Regions from separate parts of the Mus musculus genome. Here region 1 is linked to region 2. A link is a loop called in an ENCODE intact Hi-C map of the cell type or tissue named here. Cell type or tissue: heart. All regions are shown on one strand. Links, peaks and the distances in the headings refer to the core of each region. The heading gives the core; the rest is flanking DNA.

Region 1 (5,216 bases), core at 1,825-4,324, 160 kb after region 2:
AGGTCAAGGGAGTAAGGCAGCCACAGAGGACAGAACTGCAGGGTTCCACTGCATAAGGTTCCTGGGGCGTCAGATCATGGGTACCAGGGAGGGGGAAGAAAACAATGTAGACCATTCTAGAAAGGGCTGGTAGGGATGGTTGCCTGTCATGAATGCTCCCGGTAAGGAAATACACATTTCGAACTAGAAAAAAAAAAAGGTAAATTGTGTGCCTGTTTTGCTGCAATTTAAACAAACACAACTTGGTTATATTTTAAATTATTTTGGGGTATGTGTGCAGAGGAACATGTGGGTGCCTGGCCATGTGTGTGATGGTCAGAGGGCAACCTGCAAGAGTTGGTTCTCTCCTTCTACCACGTGGGTCCTGAGGTTCAAACTCAGGTCATCCAAGTTGGCAGCAGGCACCTTTATCTGTTGAGCCATCTTGCTGTCCCTAAACCGACAAAACTCCAACAAGCTCCTCAAAGGAAACAAAACGAAATCCCTTCAGTGGCTCCTGTACCCTCAGCCCGTGAGACCCTCTGCCCCTCCCCCACCCCTTGCTGCAGGCTCTGGGACTGTCCGGAGCTAGCCCATTCTTGTGCTATTTATTGAATAGACAAATGGCTCTTGTGTTCCCACAGCCCACAGATGCCCACTCCACACCAGCAAAAGGCAAGTGGCAGCTTCAAAAGGTTGGAATCTCCTCTCTATGCCCTTGGGTGTGGTAACACTCCCTCTCAACTTGGCCCCGGACTGCAATGGGAGCTAAGCCGCAAGCTTCACACTTCCTGGTGTGAAGCAGGGGTTCTAACACCCTCACTCTGAGGCTGTTGGCTCTACTGCTCTTGCTTGCTGAAAAGACTGCCTCTGTCAGGCTTGGGTGAAGGCAGTCTCACCCCAGGGTGTCAAGAAGGAGCTTGGAATGGTTGTTATCTGTGGTCAACTCTATGGGATCTAGAATCAAGAGGGAGATGGGCTCTGGCCATGCATGCCTCTGGGGGATTACTCTGATTAGGTAAATTAAAGTGAGACAGCCCGCCCACTGTGGGCAGCACCATCCCCCAGGCAGAGGATCCTGGATTGTTTAAATAAAAAGGAGGAAAAAAAAAGAGCCAAGTGCAAGCATTCACTGCTCTCCACATCTCAACTGTGAGAGCCATGTGACCAGATCCACCAAGCTCCAGTCACTTCGACTTCTCCCCTGCCACAGGGGACTGCACCCATGAGTTTTATAACTGAATTTTATAACAGCAGCAGGAACATAACTAAGGCAGCATGAGGGCAGTGGGTAGTAGTCCTCTAAAGCCAGCACATGCCACAGGAGAAGGCCTGACAGCTAGTCCAGTGTCTCCTCTATTATTACAGAGGAGGAAGCTGAGGTGAGGGCTCTGCCCGGCACTGCCATACCCAGTGAGGTTTCACTTCCTCCTCTGTGGCCCTAGGCTCTGTATCACTGAGAGGTCATTTGCTCCATTTGTCTCTGTGCTTGCCAGACTGTCAGACTGCCGAAGATCACAGCTAACCTAGCTCTTCTCTGTAACCTTAGGTCAGTGGTTTTCAAACTCCGTAATGCTGCAACCCTTGAATACAGTTCCTCATGTTATGGTGACGCCTCTCCCCCAACCATAAAATTATTCCATTGCTACTTTGTAACTGTAATTTTGCTACTGTTGTGAATCATAATGTAAATATCTGATATGTGAACTAGTGAAGGGTTATTTTAACCCCCAAAGGGGCCCAAAGGTTGAGAGCCACTGCTGAAGGCTAGCAGCGTGAACCACTGGCATGAGAGGCATCTTGCCTGCTTAATATCATGGAGGATGAGCTACCTGTGGATGGAAGCTGTCTGAGTTAGGGGTTTACTGCTGTGAGCAGACACCGTGACCATGGCAACTCTTACAAGGACAACATTTAATTGGGGCTGGCTTACGGGTTCAAAGGTTCAGTCCATTATCATCAAGGCAGGAAGATGGCAGCATCCAGGCAGACATGGTGCAGACAGAGTTGAGAGTTCTACATCTTCATCTGAAGGATGACGCTAAGAGGAGACTGGCTTCCAGGCAGCTAGGATGAGGGTCTTAAAGCCCACACCCAGAGTGACACACCTACTCCAACAGGGCCACAGCTTCTAATAGTGTCACTCCCTGGGCCAAGCATAGACAAACCATCACAGAATCCTTATCTGACCCCCAGGAGACTGTGGCCCTCGCAGATCTGAGATGAAGACTCCAGACAGGAGCATGAGGCCCAGGGACAGACATCCCAGGCTTCCACCAGGACTCTTCCTTATCAGTGAGGCCAAAGCTTTACTGCAGAAAATGGAGGGACTGCGGGCTGCAGACATGGCTCTGTTGGGAGGGAGATTATCTTGTGTGAACAAAACCCTGGTTTCCATCCCCAGCCCTCCAGAAACTGGGTGTGGACGTGCGCTCTGTAATCTCAGCACTTGGCAAATAGAAGCAGGAGGGTCTAGTGTTGGAGGTCATTCTTGGCTGCATAGTGACCCCAAGGCTAGCCTGGGCTACATGAGATCATGTCTCAAAAGCAAACAAAACAAAAAAGATAGGGAAAAAAAGGAAAGGAAAGGGGAAGGAAAAAATGAAGCTGTTGTCCTACGGAGATGATCAGTCATTTATCCCCTTAAACAGCCCAGCCAGGATGCTCGCGGTCTTGGGGTGGGGGTGGAGTGCCATGGAAACTGCAGGGCTTGAGACTGGAAAGCCAGCTCTTCTCTTGCTTACCCCCTCCCTTGCTTACCCCCTCCCATCCCGCATCAGAGGACACGTGCCAGCTTCTGTTTGTTAAAACAACAATAACAACAACCAAACAAACCGAGAGTAATACTGGGGCTGCACAAGGAGAGGCGACTAGTTTAAACAAGGAGAGTTCAGAAGGATCTTGAGAACAATGTACATGGAATGAAATTAGCAAGAGCCAGTCATAGCCAGCTGCAGCAGGAGAGCCTGGCTTGGGCTCTGTAGGCAGCCAGGCCACCAGGAAGACAGGGAGACTGAGCAGTTGTATCCTAAGCACAGCTGGCTCATGGGCGCCCTCGTGTGGCTGAAGTAAGGACCACACTCAGAAATACTGGGCTCCCCAGCAGTGCTGACCTCTGCAAGCTACTTCAGCTTTCACCCAAGAACTCTGAGGGTGGGCTTGCTTTCTATATGCCAGAGATTCTCCGTTTCAAGAGAGCAAAGCGTTGTGTCTAGGCTCAGCAGGCAACTGGTGACCTGGATCTGAGTCACGTGGTAGACGATGTCTCTGCCTCACCTGGGTGCAGTGATTTTCCCATCCTGGGAGCAGACAGTCCTCGGGGTAGTCCACTATCGCATGGGGCAGTACCAGGGGGATTCCAGCGACAGTTCTCTTGGGGAGAACCTAGGAAGGGGCTACAGGCAGGAGGGGTTCTAAGGGCCTCCTCGGGAGAGAAGAGAGAAGATTGGGAATGACCTGCGCCAACTCTGTGGGGGAAGCTGTGAATTCAGGGTGTGGTCAGTATGTGCCTGTGGCTTGAGTGTGTGTGTTTGAGGCTGGGGGCAGGGGTAGAATGTGGGAGGAACAAGTCTCAAAAGGGAAGGGGGCTGAGAGGCCAGACATCAGGGCCTGCTTACACCACTTGTTTCCTCTGACTGGCAGACAAAGGACTTGCCTTGTCAGGAAATCTCTCAGGCCAGATTTTCAGAGAGGTGCTGGCTTTGACACCAATGTCTCGGAATCACTTTCCAGGAAACCCCTACGGGTCTGTGAGCGAGGCTGGGCCTGAGAGAGGTTCTGTGATTCTCCCTGAGTTACACAGCCAGGGAGTGCTGTGGGGAGAGCACTGTGGCTAACTGTGGGCTCCAGTTTAAAGAAGGTCACCCTGGGTTGTGTGGCCAAGACCTTCATAGGCAGTCCCAAGGCTGTGTCCCGGATCCCTTGCAGCTATGGCTCTGGATGGGTTGTGTGGCACACAGTGGCGCTCTGGCTGCTTTTGGCAGCAGATGCTGGTCTATGAGTGTGGAGAAGAGGTGAGAGTAGGCAGAACACTGGGCACCATGGCACATGCTTTCTGAGGGATGATTGACAGAGGTGATGGTGGCTGCAACATCCAGCCTCCAGGTGGCAGCGGGAGGGGTGGTTTCACCCCTTTTGTTCCTTTCCTAGTTATGCCTTGGTAGATGCTCCATTGGCCAATCCTAGGGTTTTCTGGAAGCAAGTCCCAGCACACTCTCCTAACTGTAGTGTAGGGCTTGTGCATGTTCAGTGTGGGTGTTTGTGTACATGTGAGTGCAAGTGCACCACAGTGGAAGTCAAAGGATGGATGGCTTTGGGGAGTCAGTTTTCTTCCTCTACATGTGGTCCCCAGAGATTGAACTCAGGTCATCAGGCTTGGTGGTAGTCACCTTTATCCACTAAGCCAGTTTGCTGGCCCTGGACTGTTTTTCTGAGGCATCGCTGTGGCTCATGGCAGCTTTTTCCCTGGGTCTCCTCCACGTGAATACAACTTGCCCTCTCTACTCCCTGCCCTCCAGATGAGTCTCAGGTACCCAGACTGTTACCTGCCTATGTAGCTAAGGCTGGCTTTGAACTCTGGATCTGCCTGTCTCTATCTTCTGAGTGCTAGGATGACAGGTACGAGCTGCCATGGCCAAATTTCACAGACTTTTTTCTGCCTGCTTATCTGTGTTCTTATTCCCTTTTGTGAGAGCCTAGTCAAGTGGGATCAGGGCCGACCCTACTGTCCTCAGCTCAGTTTAGCTCTGTCTTCTCAAAAAGGGAACCCCACCACCACTTATAGCCATCTGTCTGGGAAGATGAAAAGCTTGGCTGCAGGTGGAAAGGGACTCAGAGAGACGGCCTGGGTTAGTCCCCTGTACAGTGTGTGAGGTACATTGGAAACTTGGCTCTTCCTGTGGTAATGTTAAACGGTACTGGGACCCTGAAGCGGTGGGGCCACCTGCGAGTTCTGTAGGCCTTGGTTTCTGGAGTCAGGAACGAAACCGAAGAAGGCACAGTGAGTAGAGAGTTAGCCCTTGACCTCAGTTCTCCTGCTACTAAAATACCAGTACTGGGTTGAGGATGTGGCTCAGTTGGTAGAGTGATTCTCTAGCATGCACAAGGACCTGGGTTCGAGTCTCAGCAGCCTGGTCACAGTGGTGAACATCTGTAATTCCCAAAACTTGGAAGGTGGAGGCAGAGGATCAGAAGTTCAAGGTCACTTGAGGTCAACCTAGGTTACATGAGACCCTGTT
Region 2 (5,216 bases), core at 1,770-4,269:
CTGACCTGCTTGTGTTCCAGTCCTGACTTCCTTGGTGATAAGCAGCAATATGGAAGTGTAAGCTGAATAAACCCTTTCCTCCCCAACTTGTTTTTTGGTCATGATGTTTGTGCAGGAATAGAAACCTTGACTAAGACACCCCTCTTTCGGTTCCAAGAGTGGACCTGGGACCTCTCATAGTTTTGTGTTAAATTTCTAAAAATAACACTTTTTATGTGTGTGAGCACACCATGAAATGAATGCAGAGGTCAGGGGATAGCTTGCAGGGTAGGTCCTCTCCTTCCACCACGTAAGCCCTGGGAATTGAACCCAAGAAAATTTTAAAGAAACCATCATACTGTTATCCAAAACAGCCACACAATTTATACTATCACCAGCAACGCACGGTGGTTTCCATTTTTTGATGTTGTTTTTGAGCCAGAATCATCTATAGCTCAGGCTGCCCTGAGACTTGGTATGTAGCTGAGGCTGGCCTTGAACTCCAGATCTGCCTGCCTTTACCTTCAGGCACTATGATTACACCCATTCCTCCACCATCTCTTCCACTCCTTTACCTGTCTTGGGGCTAGGCCCCATTCTTTTACACACCACCATGGTGTCCCTATCATCGTTCCTGGTTCTCTGTAGCCAGTTCTCTTCTGAGGACAGTTGGGTTATTTCCAATTACGTGCCTCTCAAACCGTGCTCCCGTGAGTTTTCCCGCACTGTGGATTTCAGGTGAGCACACTAGTGGGTAAGGTTCAAAGAGCGAGACCGAGAACCAATGAGAAAGCGTATCTGTGTCTGTGGTTCGGTGGTCACAGTCCAGCCACCCGCGGGCACAAATGTGCTGATTTTGAATCCCACTGGTCATGTAAGAGCAAGGCCCAGCTTCAAAGCTAAGCACATATGTTCTCCACAGAGTGCCAAGGATTTTGTCTCCCTCAGGGGACACAGATCTGACATTTCCCAATACCAATCAGAACCGGACTATCATCATATCCTGTGAGGGGACTTTGCCACTCAATTACACTTGTTCATAAAGTATAATTGCTATCGAATACCTTGCTATGAACAGAACTTAGTTCTGATATGGTGCTGCGGCAAAACTATTTCTGTTTTAAAACCCCCTCAAAGCTTTAAAAAGAAAGGCAGACTCAGGCTGGAGAGATGGCTCCGTGGTTAAGCACATTTGCTGCTCTTCCAAGGGCCCCAAGTATGCACATCAGGTGGCTCACAAACTCCCTGTAATTTCAGTTCCAGGGGACCCAACTCCTTCTGATCACTAAGGACTCTTGCACACACGCCACATATGTATTCATGCACACACAGCTACACATAAATACATTTAACATAAAATAAATTCATTTTGTTCTCAGTTCTCTCCCGAGGTCCAGCCACAAGACTCCATGACTGGAGTGTCCCTTTCTCTTATCAAAAGTGACTGACTTGATAATAGATCAGCTCCCATGCTACCTGCTGTCCTGACTCACATGCTCTGTCCTCCCTGTGGCTTTAAAGATACAAGAGGAAGTCTTCCTCCCAACCCTGCACAAAACTACACACTCTTCCAACTTTAATCAAGGAAGGAAGAAAATGCTTATGAGTGAATCAGGACCACCCTTACGAGAGATGCACAGGTTATAATCACATTTAACTACATTACACTAATACATGTTTGTAATTAGCCTCTCCTGGAAGGTTTTTTTCTCTCTCTCCCCCCAGGGAGAAAAGTCTTGTGAATGAACTAACTTATAAATAAACTTAGGCTGGCAGGTCCTCTGTGCTCTGCACAGCAGCTGATGTAATATTTATATCTGCTGGTAATAAAGACATATGCCAGGGGCTGGAGAGATGGCTCAGTGGTTAAGAACATTGGCTGCTCTTTCAGAGGATCAGGTTTGATTCCCAGCACCCACATGCTGGCTCGCAACCATTTGTGACCCCATTTCTAGGAGAAAGAGCACCCTATTCTGGCCTTTACAAGCAATGCACACAGGTTACACAGACATAATACATTCAGGCAATACACCCATGCACATAAAATAAATTAATAACAAAAGACATATTCCAGCCAGGGATAAGGTGGGGCACATGCCTAGGGCCCCAGCACTTGAAAGGCTGAGACAGGAGGATAACTATGAGTTCAAGGCCAGCCATGATTTGTCACAGGAGCTGAATCAATGTCAGTTCATGTCCCCGATTCTGCGAGAGGCTTTAGAGTCTCTTGTCATCAAGGCTCCTCCAGTGACAGCAGCTTCATTGTTTTAAAACTGAAACCAGGGCTGTTCTAAATTGGGTATCTGTGTCCTCAGAGGTTCATGTGACACACGTCTGCAACCTTCTGGGAATCAAGGACACAGACTTTCCCAAGTGACTCTGTAGGTCAGTCAGCCATGGACCACTCTGCTCTGTAAAGACATCAATAGTCTTCTGCAGCACACCTTTATCCATTCCCTGTTCCTTTGTTCATTCATTCATTCATTCATTCACTGACAGCATTTATGGGATTTCTCTGGGTGTTGTGTGTGTGTGTGCTTGCTATATTATCACAATGACCCTTTGTACATAAAATCTGTACTTTTAAATGCCAGCGACGTGGTTGGCCAGATACGTATGTCTAATATAGTCATAGAACAAGATTACTGTTCTCCCAAGATCACACTGTACCTCCAAGGCCATCCATCCCACCTCTGGAAAACAGTGGCTTTCCCTCCACTTGCCCATCCTACACTCCTGGTCCCTCCAATGGTCCTCGCTCCGCAGTGATTGCTTACCTTTGTCTTTTTGCTTGAGCCTACCTGGCATCCACCAGCTAGCCAGGTGTCTGCCACCCATAGCCCATTGCCACACTCCTGGATGCTGAAGTAGCTGTCCCAACAGTCTTCATGACCTATTGAAGCCCCTTCTCAGGACTTCATGAGTCCCCTCACCCTTCCAGGAAGTCTCAGCCTTATGTATGGACGGCTGGTGGGATCCACACGCTGCTGGAGTCTCAGTGTGCAGTACAGAGTATCACCAGCAGGGGGCACTCGTGCCACAGGCCTGGCTTCTCATCTAGGGCTTAAGCAAGATGGGCCCGAGGTTTGGAGGGGCCTTATGGCTTAAATAGACATAACTGGCATTAGAGTGGGCCCCTTTTACTCAAATTCTAGAACGTCCTTTCCAGTCCAGGGAAGAGAATTACACTATGTGTCTCTACAAGGCTCAACAAGTATGACCAGCTAGGGACACAGCCATCAATTAGAAGTGACAACAGCTTCACTATCTTGAAAGGCAGTGAATTCTAGGAAGATTGAAAGCAAGTGCTTTTCTGTCACTTGGTGAAGGGTAACGATGACACGTGTGCCGTGGTTACAGCTGACTGTGAGCACGGATCAATACCGAACCTACCCCCAGCTTTTCAGCTTCTCTTTCAGGGAGAGGGAAAGGCCAGAACACAGGGTCACAGGCTAGTTCAAAAGATGTGTCTCCTTGGGGCCTGGAGATACCCTGATCCCGTTCCATCTCGAGGCCAGTCAGGGCAGACTGGGGGTTCTGCAAGCCACTTGTGACCATCCCCTAGCCTTGGGTGAGAGATGGGACTGAAACCTTGCCCACCTTGCCTGCCTCTGGAAGGGCGTGGAAGCAGGAGGTTAGACAAAAGTGGGGGTGGAGGGGAGCCAGAAGGAAGCTTGCCTGGCTCCTCCTACTTGAGTCTGGGTGCAGTTGTAGTCTTTGAGCGCCTGCCTGGGCCTTCCTGAAATTGGGACTGGTGTGTGTGTGTGTGTGTGTGTGGGGGGGGGGCAGGCTCTGCCTCCATCTGTGAGGGTGGAGGAGGGGGGCGCCAGAGTCCAGGGCTGGGAGGTTTGGAGTCAGACACCTACTGTGTGTGGTCCCCCTACTTGGGGCTGGGAGGCTGCAGGACAATGGCAGGCTGTCCTGATACCCCAAGTCCTTATGGTCCAGGCTTCAGGGCAGGGAATAGAATGAAGGGATGAGATTTGGTGGATATTTGTGGAAGGCAGCAAGAGTAGGAGGGGGCACGTGGCTGGATTCATCTCACGGAGGCAGAAAGCTGGGAGCCTCAGGATGGTGTGCATAGCTAGGGGCAAGAATAAGTGTGCAGTTCCCCTCCGGGATAGTTTCTATGTGTGTGCCTGTGTGCATCCTCCTTAGATGTCTCTGTGTCTCTCTGGGATTGCCTTGCCTTTGGGGACACAAATTGGTGTGCACCTGTGTCTGATACACCACTCTTTGTGCATCTGTGTACATGAGTGCATGTGTACACCTGTGTTCGGTGTGTGACCCTGGTAACAGCTGGCTCTGCTGGCTTTGGCTTTCAGCCACAATAGGGTTTCCTTGCTGAGCCTTTGGGAGCCTAGACTTGGGGACAGAGGTGGCTAGAGCAGCTGGAGGCATGAGCCTGGCTATAGCCTAGATAGAGGCTTAAGTCCCTAGTGCTGGTGGCCAAGGGATTACACCCCCGCCCACCGTGTGTGTGTGTGTGTGTGTGTGTGTGTGTGTGTGTGTGTGTGTGTCTGACTGCACACACAGCCCTTGGTGGCTTCAGATTCCCCAGTACCTGGAGAGGATACACACACACACACACACACACACACACACACACACACACACGCGCGCGCGCGCGCGCGCGCTCAAAGCTCTCCTTCCTTTGCTTGCCCTGGTTCCTCTCCAGTCTGACCTGGATACGTGCATGTACTGTAGGATGTTGTATGGCTGCCCCCCTCCCCAGGCTCTCTGGATTGGATGGAGGAATTTCTGCCAGGGTCAGAGGGGAGATATTATGGGATGCAAGGAGCTGCCTCACGCAGGCTTCAGGATGAGACAAATTGGTAGAATTCTTGACCCTGTGTTTGACATACAAATTGCTGATCACAAACACACATTTCCACCTCCAAAACTAAGCAATAGGAAGGCCTTGGGCTGCTCTCCTTGATGTCAGCAAGCCACGCACGGGTTAATCATTATGAGAGCAGCTGGAGAGGGCAGCTCGGAATGTTCCAGCACCCTGGAGAAAATTTGGTTTCCTCCAAGAAACACCATAACACACCACGAAGCAGCAAGAATGGCTGATACTCTACAACCCCTCATACACCTGGTTGCTGCCAGAGATGCTCCCAGAATCCCACCCTGCCCATGTGTGCCCATTTTACAGAATGGGAAGGTAGAGAGGTGCTGGCCCAAGGGTCCTGGGAAGGAAGAAAGGAGGAGAGGGAGGGCCACAGCAAAGAACT

The links. Peaks named below come from ENCODE experiments on the same cell type or tissue, not always from the same donor. Only the 100,000 strongest peaks of a DNase experiment are listed, where the experiment ranks them.
Region 1: it touches region 2 in a loop (5-fold over the local background); 14 of 42 quality-filtered maps call a loop at or near these places.

Annotation. Positions count from the first base shown.
Region 1 is chr15:78,585,294-78,590,509 of GRCm38, reverse strand. No RefSeq gene overlaps it. Among named protein-coding and RNA genes, the nearest start is that of Gm36738, 6.3 kb to the right of the region's middle. In heart, for the core only: a CTCF peak has its summit at 3,035 (motif pointing left); a DNase peak (open chromatin) is centred at 3,039; H3K27ac peaks cover 329 bases.
Region 2 is chr15:78,742,224-78,747,439 of GRCm38, reverse strand. No RefSeq gene overlaps it. Among named protein-coding and RNA genes, the nearest start is that of Elfn2, 26 kb to the right of the region's middle. In heart, for the core only: no CTCF peak of the experiment used is centred there; a DNase peak (open chromatin) is centred at 2,999; H3K27me3 peaks cover 937 bases.